Regions from separate parts of the Mus musculus genome. Here all the other regions are linked to region 1. Evidence: chromatin loops called from intact Hi-C (ENCODE). Cell type or tissue: left cerebral cortex. All regions are shown on one strand.

The links. A loop is a pair of places that touch in the nucleus more often than their neighbours do. Peaks named below come from ENCODE experiments on the same cell type or tissue, not always from the same donor. Only the 100,000 strongest peaks of a DNase experiment are listed, where the experiment ranks them.
Region 2: a loop joins it to region 1, with 2.2 times the contacts of the local background. A loop is called at or near these places in 3 of 42 quality-filtered maps.
Region 3: a loop joins it to region 1, with 2.3 times the contacts of the local background. A loop is called at or near these places in 10 of 42 quality-filtered maps.

Annotation. Positions count from the first base shown.
Region 1 is chr4:155,248,105-155,250,604 of GRCm38, forward strand. Faap20 (Fanconi anemia core complex associated protein 20) reads left to right here and starts at 1,862. Exons shown (of 4, transcript NM_001190445.1): 1 at 1,862-1,958; 2 at 2,402-2,500. The coding sequence starts at 1,897. In left cerebral cortex, CTCF peaks have their summits at 172 (motif pointing left) and 1,341; DNase peaks (open chromatin) are centred at 1,336, 1,863 and 2,448; H3K4me3 peaks cover 1,103 bases; H3K27ac peaks cover 1,184 bases.
Region 2 is chr4:155,143,994-155,146,493 of GRCm38, forward strand. Morn1 (MORN repeat containing 1) reads left to right here. Exons shown (of 14, transcript NM_001081100.1): 14 at 1,174-1,514. The coding sequence ends at 1,316. Among named protein-coding and RNA genes, the nearest start is that of Morn1, 59 kb to the left of the region's middle. In left cerebral cortex, a CTCF peak has its summit at 1,048; DNase peaks (open chromatin) are centred at 66, 371, 1,023 and 2,246; H3K27ac peaks cover 1,491 bases.
Region 3 is chr4:154,966,138-154,968,637 of GRCm38, forward strand. The region is part of intron 1 of Pank4 (pantothenate kinase 4); the gene reads left to right. Among named protein-coding and RNA genes, the nearest start is that of Gm42363, 3.1 kb to the left of the region's middle. In left cerebral cortex, a CTCF peak has its summit at 1,249 (motif pointing left); a DNase peak (open chromatin) is centred at 1,234.

The DNA.
Region 1 (2,500 bases):
TTTATGTTGTTGTTGTTATTATTATTATTAATTATTTCCTGGTCTGGAGAGATAGTTCAGTGGTTAAGAGTACTGACTGCTCTCCCAGAGATCCTGAGTTCAGTTCCCAGCAACCACATGGTGGCTCACAACCATCCATACTAGGATCTGATGCCCTCTTCTGGCATGCAGGTGTACATGCAGATAGATTACTTTTTTTTTTTGTTATTTTGTTATTTTGTTTTTTTTGTTTTGTTTTGTTTTGGTTTGGTTTGTTTTTTCGAGACAGGGTTTCTCCGTATAGCCCTGGCTGTCCTGGAACTCACTTTGTAGACCAGGCTGGCCTTGAACTCAGAAAACCGCCTGCCTCTGCCTCCCGAGTGCTGGGATTTAAAGGCGTGTGCCACCACGCCCGTCGATAGATTACTTTCATACATAAATATTTTTTAAAAATTCCTTCCTGTGTGTTGTGAGGGTGGGCACACACACCGTGGTGGAGGTCAGAGGACAACCTCGCCTTCCACCTTGTGAAGGCACTGTGTCCACAAGTCCCAAAAGCTTCAGGCGAGGGGAACCTCCTGTTTCTGCCTCTCCTCTCACAGCACACCTGGAGTCCAGACTTGCGCTGTCCTGCATGGTTTCATGTCAATTCTGAGAACTGACCTCAGGCCCTTATGCTTGCATAGACACTTTGCCTACTGAGTCACCTCCCTAGCCCAAATTCAACTTTTTGTTTTGTTTTGTTTGAGACAGGATCTTTCTTCATAGCCCTGCTTTCCTGGAACTCACTCCATAAACCAAACTCATAGAGATCCTCCTGTCTCTGCCTCCTGGGTACTGGGATGAAAGGTCTGTGCCAGTGTTCTTGCAAAGGATTCAGGTTCATTTCCTAGCACCCACATGGTAGCTCACAACTGTCTGTAACCACAGTTCTAGGCGGTCCAAGACCTTTTTCCAATCTCTGTGGGCACCAGACACATACGGCACAAATACATGCGCTCTCCGAGATTAAACTTGCTCTTCCTCTTCAAGTCTGCAGAGACAGAAGACAACCTTAGTGCAGAAACCATCCCCAGACCCTGGTCTAGACACAACTTCCAGGATGTGGAACCTGGAAGTACACACGGTGTGTGTGTGTGTGTGTGTGTGTGTGTGTGTGTGTGTGTGTGTGATCTCACCTAAGGATGGGGTGCAAAGCTCTGACTGGAGGAAGACCCAGGAAAAGGGTCTGCGAGTCAGATGGTTGCAGGACAGGCGTTTGGAACGGCCCTGACCCCTGGGGGCTGTGAAGTAGAAAGCTACTAGCGAATCCCAATGCGTACATCAAAGTGCCTGGACTTTTGCTGCCACCAAGTGATGGGCTGCAGGATTGCAGGACGGGATATTGGTTAGGTAGGAAGCCCGGGTTTTTCACTCTGAGCCTTCGTCCCCTGGGCTTTGCGGTTTGATTGCTCTTCTCTTTGGTAGAAAAACCCAGTTCCTCCTTTAAGAAGAAGATGCTGGCAAAACTGGGCCTGAGAATTTGGTCCTATCCATGGGGCCTTCCTGAAAAAGACTACAGAACTGGAAACTGAGGCAGGGCATTGTCTGGGAGGTGCCACCGGCAGGGCAAGCCTGACAGCTCTCTGCACGTGTTGACGGAAGGGAGCCCAGGCTCTGCACAGGCTCGAGTGGCCCAATCTCGCACCCCTGCAAACTGGAGGGCAGCTCCGCCCTGTCCCGCCTCTCCCTCAAGGCGGCAGCCTCGTGTTCCCAACGGTTGGGATCTCGGCGCCTTAGATTTCCAGCGCCACAAAGGGGAGCTGGCACTTGGCAGAGCGGAGAGTGGGGGGGGTCTGGAAGCCGCCGGAGCGGATCCCGGTCGGAGGGCGGGCCGGGCTGTAAGTCTCACTTCCGCCGGACGCTGTTTGGAGAAGGATGGAGGAGGAGCGGAGACTGCGGGGGAGGCTGAGCCGTCGGAGGCCGCCCGCGGGGGGCGGGTGAGGCGGGACAGAGCGGAAGGGTGGGGTCCTGGGGGCTTTGGAAGGCGCTGAGACACCGGGAAGGCGATGGGGACGCCTCGATGTTCCCGCCTAGCTGCGGGGTTCCTCGCACGCGTGCATCTCGCTACCAGCCGCGCTCCGCCTCTCTCGGGGCGCGGTCGCTTCTTCCGCCCCAACGCTGCTGTTCCCCACCACCACCTCCGCCACCCCTCTTCACGTCGCCCATTTATCCACTTCTTTCTCAGCCCCAGGCTCCGTTTCCCCCAAGAGTCCATTTACCCTTCTAAGTGAGGTTCCTTCCCGGTCTCTTACTATGGACTCCCTCCTCCATTACCCCATTGTGGACCTGCTCCCTAGCCCTGGTACCCCTCACTGTAGAATCAACTCTTCACGATATCTCTACCATGGATGCCCCGGCTGACTCTTCCTGTGCTTCCCAGGCCCCCTAACTGCCGCCCTTGGTTTCTCTCGGAGGGAAGTAAGAGTGAGCCCTGGGCTGCTCTGTTGCGCAGCACCGTGAGCGGGACCGCGGATTGGAC
Region 2 (2,500 bases), 100 kb before region 1:
GGAACGCCTAGAGATGGGCTGCTTGGGAACACTGTGGCTGCGTCGCTATGCAGGGCTTTCCTCCAGCTGCCAGAGCGGGGCTGGCCTGCTGCCGTTGCTTTACTGATACAATGTGCGTCCCCCGTCCCAGGCACCCCAGTCCCAGTTCATGGGCCTCCTAAAGCCAGTTTCTCTAAAGAAACTGACCCAAGGCCAAGCAAATTCCTCCAGCCCCCAGGCCCACTCTCATCCTGTCCTGTCCAGGAAGGCACAGCCCTTAGCTGAGCCAGAATGGAGGGTAACTACTTGCTCAGTGGCTGGAATGTCACTCGGCTGGGCTCTGCTGTGCTTGGTGGTGGGAGCCTGCCCCAACCCAGTTTCAGCTGCCGCCACATTCCTGGTGTGAGCCTGGGCCAGCCAAGGAGCTTTTTCCACACTCTGGTGCCAGCCCCAGCGGGCTCAGGGGAGGGAGAGAGGGCTGTTTCTATGGCAACTTCCCTTTTTGTTATTTCTTATTTTCTTTTTTATGGTTTCTCCAACTTTGAAGCTCTCCAGACAGTTTACAGACTGTGGAAAGGAAAAGTGCTTTCCCTTCTGTGCCCCCCTCCCGCCTTCCCTCCCCCCAGCCCCCCAAGCTTTCTCTCTCCTGCCTCCAGTTTTTCCCTTACCCCAGCCCCCCCCCCAGGCTTTCCCTCCCCAGAGACCCCCAGGCTTTCCCTCCCTCTCAGCCCCCCCTAGGGCTTTCCCTCTCCAGAGACCCCCAGGCTTTCTACCCTCCAGTCCCCTAGGGCTTTCCCAACAGCACCCCCCCAGGGCCTCAGGACCCCACCAGACACTTCAAACCTTCAGAGGCCCAGCTATTTCTTAAATATTTAGAGAAAATGAATGTGTTTTCTCCAAAAACAATGTAGTCAAGTATTTACAAAAAGACTCAGCCACGTGGCCTAATTAGCAGTTGGGAGCAGGGGTCTCTGTGGCTTGACCCCAAGGGCTGGCCCACACCACTGCTTACTTCAGATCCAGGCTGGGCCTGCGAAGCTGGTTGCTTTGCCCAAACGCTTGCTAACCAAACACCCAACCTCAGGATGGCAGTCTGTGGCAGGCAGAGATGATAGGGCTGAGATACCCAGGGAGGGTGAAGAGCCTAGGCTCCAGTGGTCACACTAGCCTGATACCCCTGCCTGTCCCTCACAGGGGAGTATGTGCTCATGGTCTGTGATGTGACCAGCCCTCCCTTCCTGGGCCACAGGCTGCCCACCACCTTCAAACACCTGCGGATCTTAGCCAAGGGGGACACCCACTGGCCCCATGTCCCTGAAGATCACCAGAAGCTCTAAGCTAGCGGCTACTCTTGGCTGTTGGACATAAAGGAGCCAGCAATACCCTCATGGGAAGGCCAGCCTTCCCTGAATGGAGATTGATGCTGCTTCTCCCAGGGACCACATCCTCTCTATTCCTAAACAACCTGAGCGTTAGGACTGCCCACGTGAGCCCCACAGCTACTGACGTCAATAAAATTCTAAATACCAACCCTGAGTAGCACCTTTTGTGGGACTCCTTCTAGCAGGCTCTTGGCCCCAGCACTGCATTGGGTTGGAGTCTTATGGGACACAGGTAGAGGCTAGGCTCAGTGTCCCAGTGCCCTCTGAGGACCCTCATATCTGCCCCACCAACATTATTCCCAGGGCCATGGAGGTCTACGTTAGATTTCTGTGAAGGCAAGAACTGGGGGCAACTAGGCCATCCAGCGTGAGGAGCCTCAAGTTCAGGTTCCCTAGCGTCGCAGAGTGAAGAGGGCCTCCTTACCTGGTCATCCCCAGCAGTGGTAAGGTAGGGTCATGGGGGGGGCGGGTCTCATAACTGCCGCTGAAGGGACACACCTGACTGCTGAGGAGGCCCAACCCCCTGGGTCAGCCATCTTTTCACCAGGTCACAGGAGGTCTCTGGACCTGCCCTCTACTGTTATCTCCTAAACTACTCATGAGCATCACTTCTCAAGTCTGCCCTTCAGGCACAGTACAACATTCTGTAGTCTCCTCCTCCTCCTCCTCCTCCTCCTCCTCCTCCTTCTCAAGATGAAACCAAATTTCTGTCAAAAGAAAAACAAAGAAAATGATGTTTCAATTTAGGAAGGAAAATGGCTGGGAGTGAGCAGCCGCAGCTGCCGTTTTCCAGCCCATCCTCAGGCAGCCTCTGGTATTTAACTCCCCACAGCATGCTGAGCTTTTGAAACTTGCAGTCACTGTTCCATGTGGGTATGGCAGGCGGGGCTTGTGCCACAGTGGCTCCTCAGCTGGCATCAGGTCTGTCCTGGTAATCGAGGCAGGCCAGGTGGGGCTGCTTTCCATCACAGCCTCTGCAAACAGCTCCAGGCTGGCCACCTACACAGTCATCAGCAAACCCACCAGCTGTCCAGGCAAGACCCCGGGCTTCCTGCTCTGGCTTCCTGACACAGCCACTGAGGTTCTGAGATGACACTGGCTTCTTATCCTTGTCTCAGGACATTAGGGGTAGCCACAAT
Region 3 (2,500 bases), 280 kb before region 1:
CTCTGGGGTAGTAAATGCAAGGCTGTCCTGCCCTTCTTGGTGCCGTGGTGAAAGTCAAAGGACAACTTGGTGGGATTCTCTTCTTTCACCATGTGGGTCCTGGGAATCAAACTCCAGACAGCAAGCTCCTTTACTCCCGGATCCATCACTGGGTAAAGTACACCTCCATCCATTTGCGCAGCTTTGTCTTTTAGGAAACAGTGTCCTCGGAGTGAGTTACAAAAGCATGTAGGATCAGACAAGCCTGAGGACAGGCTCGGATTGGGGGCAGGAGAGCGAGATCAGGAGGCTTAGGACTGTGGCCGGGGATGAGATTAAGCACATGATACACTCACTAAACCAAAAATGGGCCTCTCCGTGCCCTGCTTGGACAGGACAGACTGCATTGTGTCAGTTTCACTGAGGGGAGAACTCTGGCCTCCAAACACCTTGGTCCTGCACGTCTGTGAATTTGAGCATCTGCTCTCCTGTAGTCCCTGAGTATTTCCTCAAAGCCAACACTTACAGATATCTTAGCCTATTTACTTTGCCACTGAGAAACCTTTGCCTGGTCAGGCCTCTGAGAGATGGAGCTGCAGTAGGGTGCAGACACTCCCGTTTTCCCCCTGTGTCACCTGGGGGCCTGTGAATCTGCAGGTGCTTCTACAAACTGGAAAGTGTCTTTTCTGCCTACAGGGGCTTGTCCTTGATATGTCCTTCTCTGGAACTCTGGGGAACTCTCCCCGGAGTGTGTGGCTCAAGTGGACAGAGGTCTTGTGCTTTTTCTGGAGCCCAGAGGTTGGCAGTGTGCAGTATTCCATGGTGACAGGGCTCTGTGAAGATGTGGAAAGCCTGCCTGACTCCAGGTGTGGTGATTGGTGCACACCTTTAATCCCAGCACTTGGGAGGCAGAAGCAGATGGAACGCCATAGGTTCAAGGCCAGCTCGGTCTATATTACAGAGACCCTGCCTCACAAACTGAAGAAAATGGATAAGCAGTAGGAAAAAAAACACTGACTTTTTTTTTTTTTTTTTTTTTTTTTGGTTTTTCGAGACAGGGTTTCTCTGTGTAGCCCTGGCTTTCCTGGAACTCACTCTATAGTCCAGGCTGGCCTTGAACTCAGAAATCCGCCTGTCTCTGTCTCCCGGGTGCTGGGATCAAAGGTGTGCGCCACCACTCCTGATGATTCTTTAAGAGGACTCTCCTGTTCCATTCCCAACAACCACCTGTAACTCCATTTACAGGGGAACCGACGCCCTCTTCTGGCCTTCTCAGGCACTTCATGGACATGGTGCTCAGGCATTTATTTAGGCAAGACATCCATACACATGAAATAAAAATAAACTCCCCCCAAATTAAAAAATATATAAAAATGAAATCTTTAAAAACAGCAAACAAAAGAGCCTGGGGCCTGTGAAGGCTGTTTACTTTCTTCCTTTGCCTACTTGTGGGTCCTGGGCTGCTCCATGGGCTCAAAGTCCTAAAGGCTGTGGCCGTTCCTGACCCTCAGTCCCTGTAGGTAAGCCCTCCCTGCTGACCCCGTGCATCTCAGAGGTGCTGTGTGTTACCCACCGTGACCTCTTAAGATGAGAGGTCAGGTGTGGCAGACAGCTCTGCTTATTTGGGGCCTGCATGTGCAGGCACGTGTCTACCACTGAGCTACATCCCATCCCTCTCTTTGTAGGATGTTTTTTTAACAACTCATACATGTGTCATGTGTCATGTATGCAGGGGATATTTCTGCTCAAGTTCTCTGCTTGTGCCCGTCCTTCTCCTCATTTTGTCTCCCCAGACATCTTACTTCTCTCGTGTCTCACACGTGTGCGCACATGCACGCACACACACACACACACACACACACACACACACACACACACACACACGTATAAAGTCCAGGAAGCACAAATAAGAGGAATGTGCATTCGTCTTTCTGAGACTGGCTTGGTTCACCAAATCTGATCATCTGATCATTTCCCCTTTTCTGCTAATTACATGATGTCATTCGTTTATGGCTGGAAGAAAACATTCCATGTACAGTAGACCACACTTGCATCATGTCCTCTGCCCTCAGCCCACGTCTTATGTTTTATCGTGAGACAGGATCTCACTAAGCGGCCTGGGCTGGCCTTGAGCTTGTGATCCTCCTGTCTCTGCCTCCACCTCCGCCTCCCAGTTAGCTGGGGTTACAGGCCTGCTGCACCTCCAGGCCTGGCTTTGTAACCGAGTGTTTAGAGAGGGATGGTCAGAGTCCCACGTCAGTCTGCACCTCAGACCTTTCTTCCCCTTTTTATCTCTAGCTGGCTTGGAGCTTTACCAAGTAGGCTGGAGTAGCTGGCCAGCAAGCCCTAGGAGTTTGTCTGGTTTTTTTCCTCTTCCATTTTGTGATTGCGGGATTATAAGCGCACACCACCATCCTATGGGTTCTGGGCATCTGGGCTCAGCCCCTCATGGTGGCAAGGCTGAGGCTTTATCAACAGAGCCTTTCCCCAGCTCTTGAAAAGTAAATTTCTTTAGAACCCA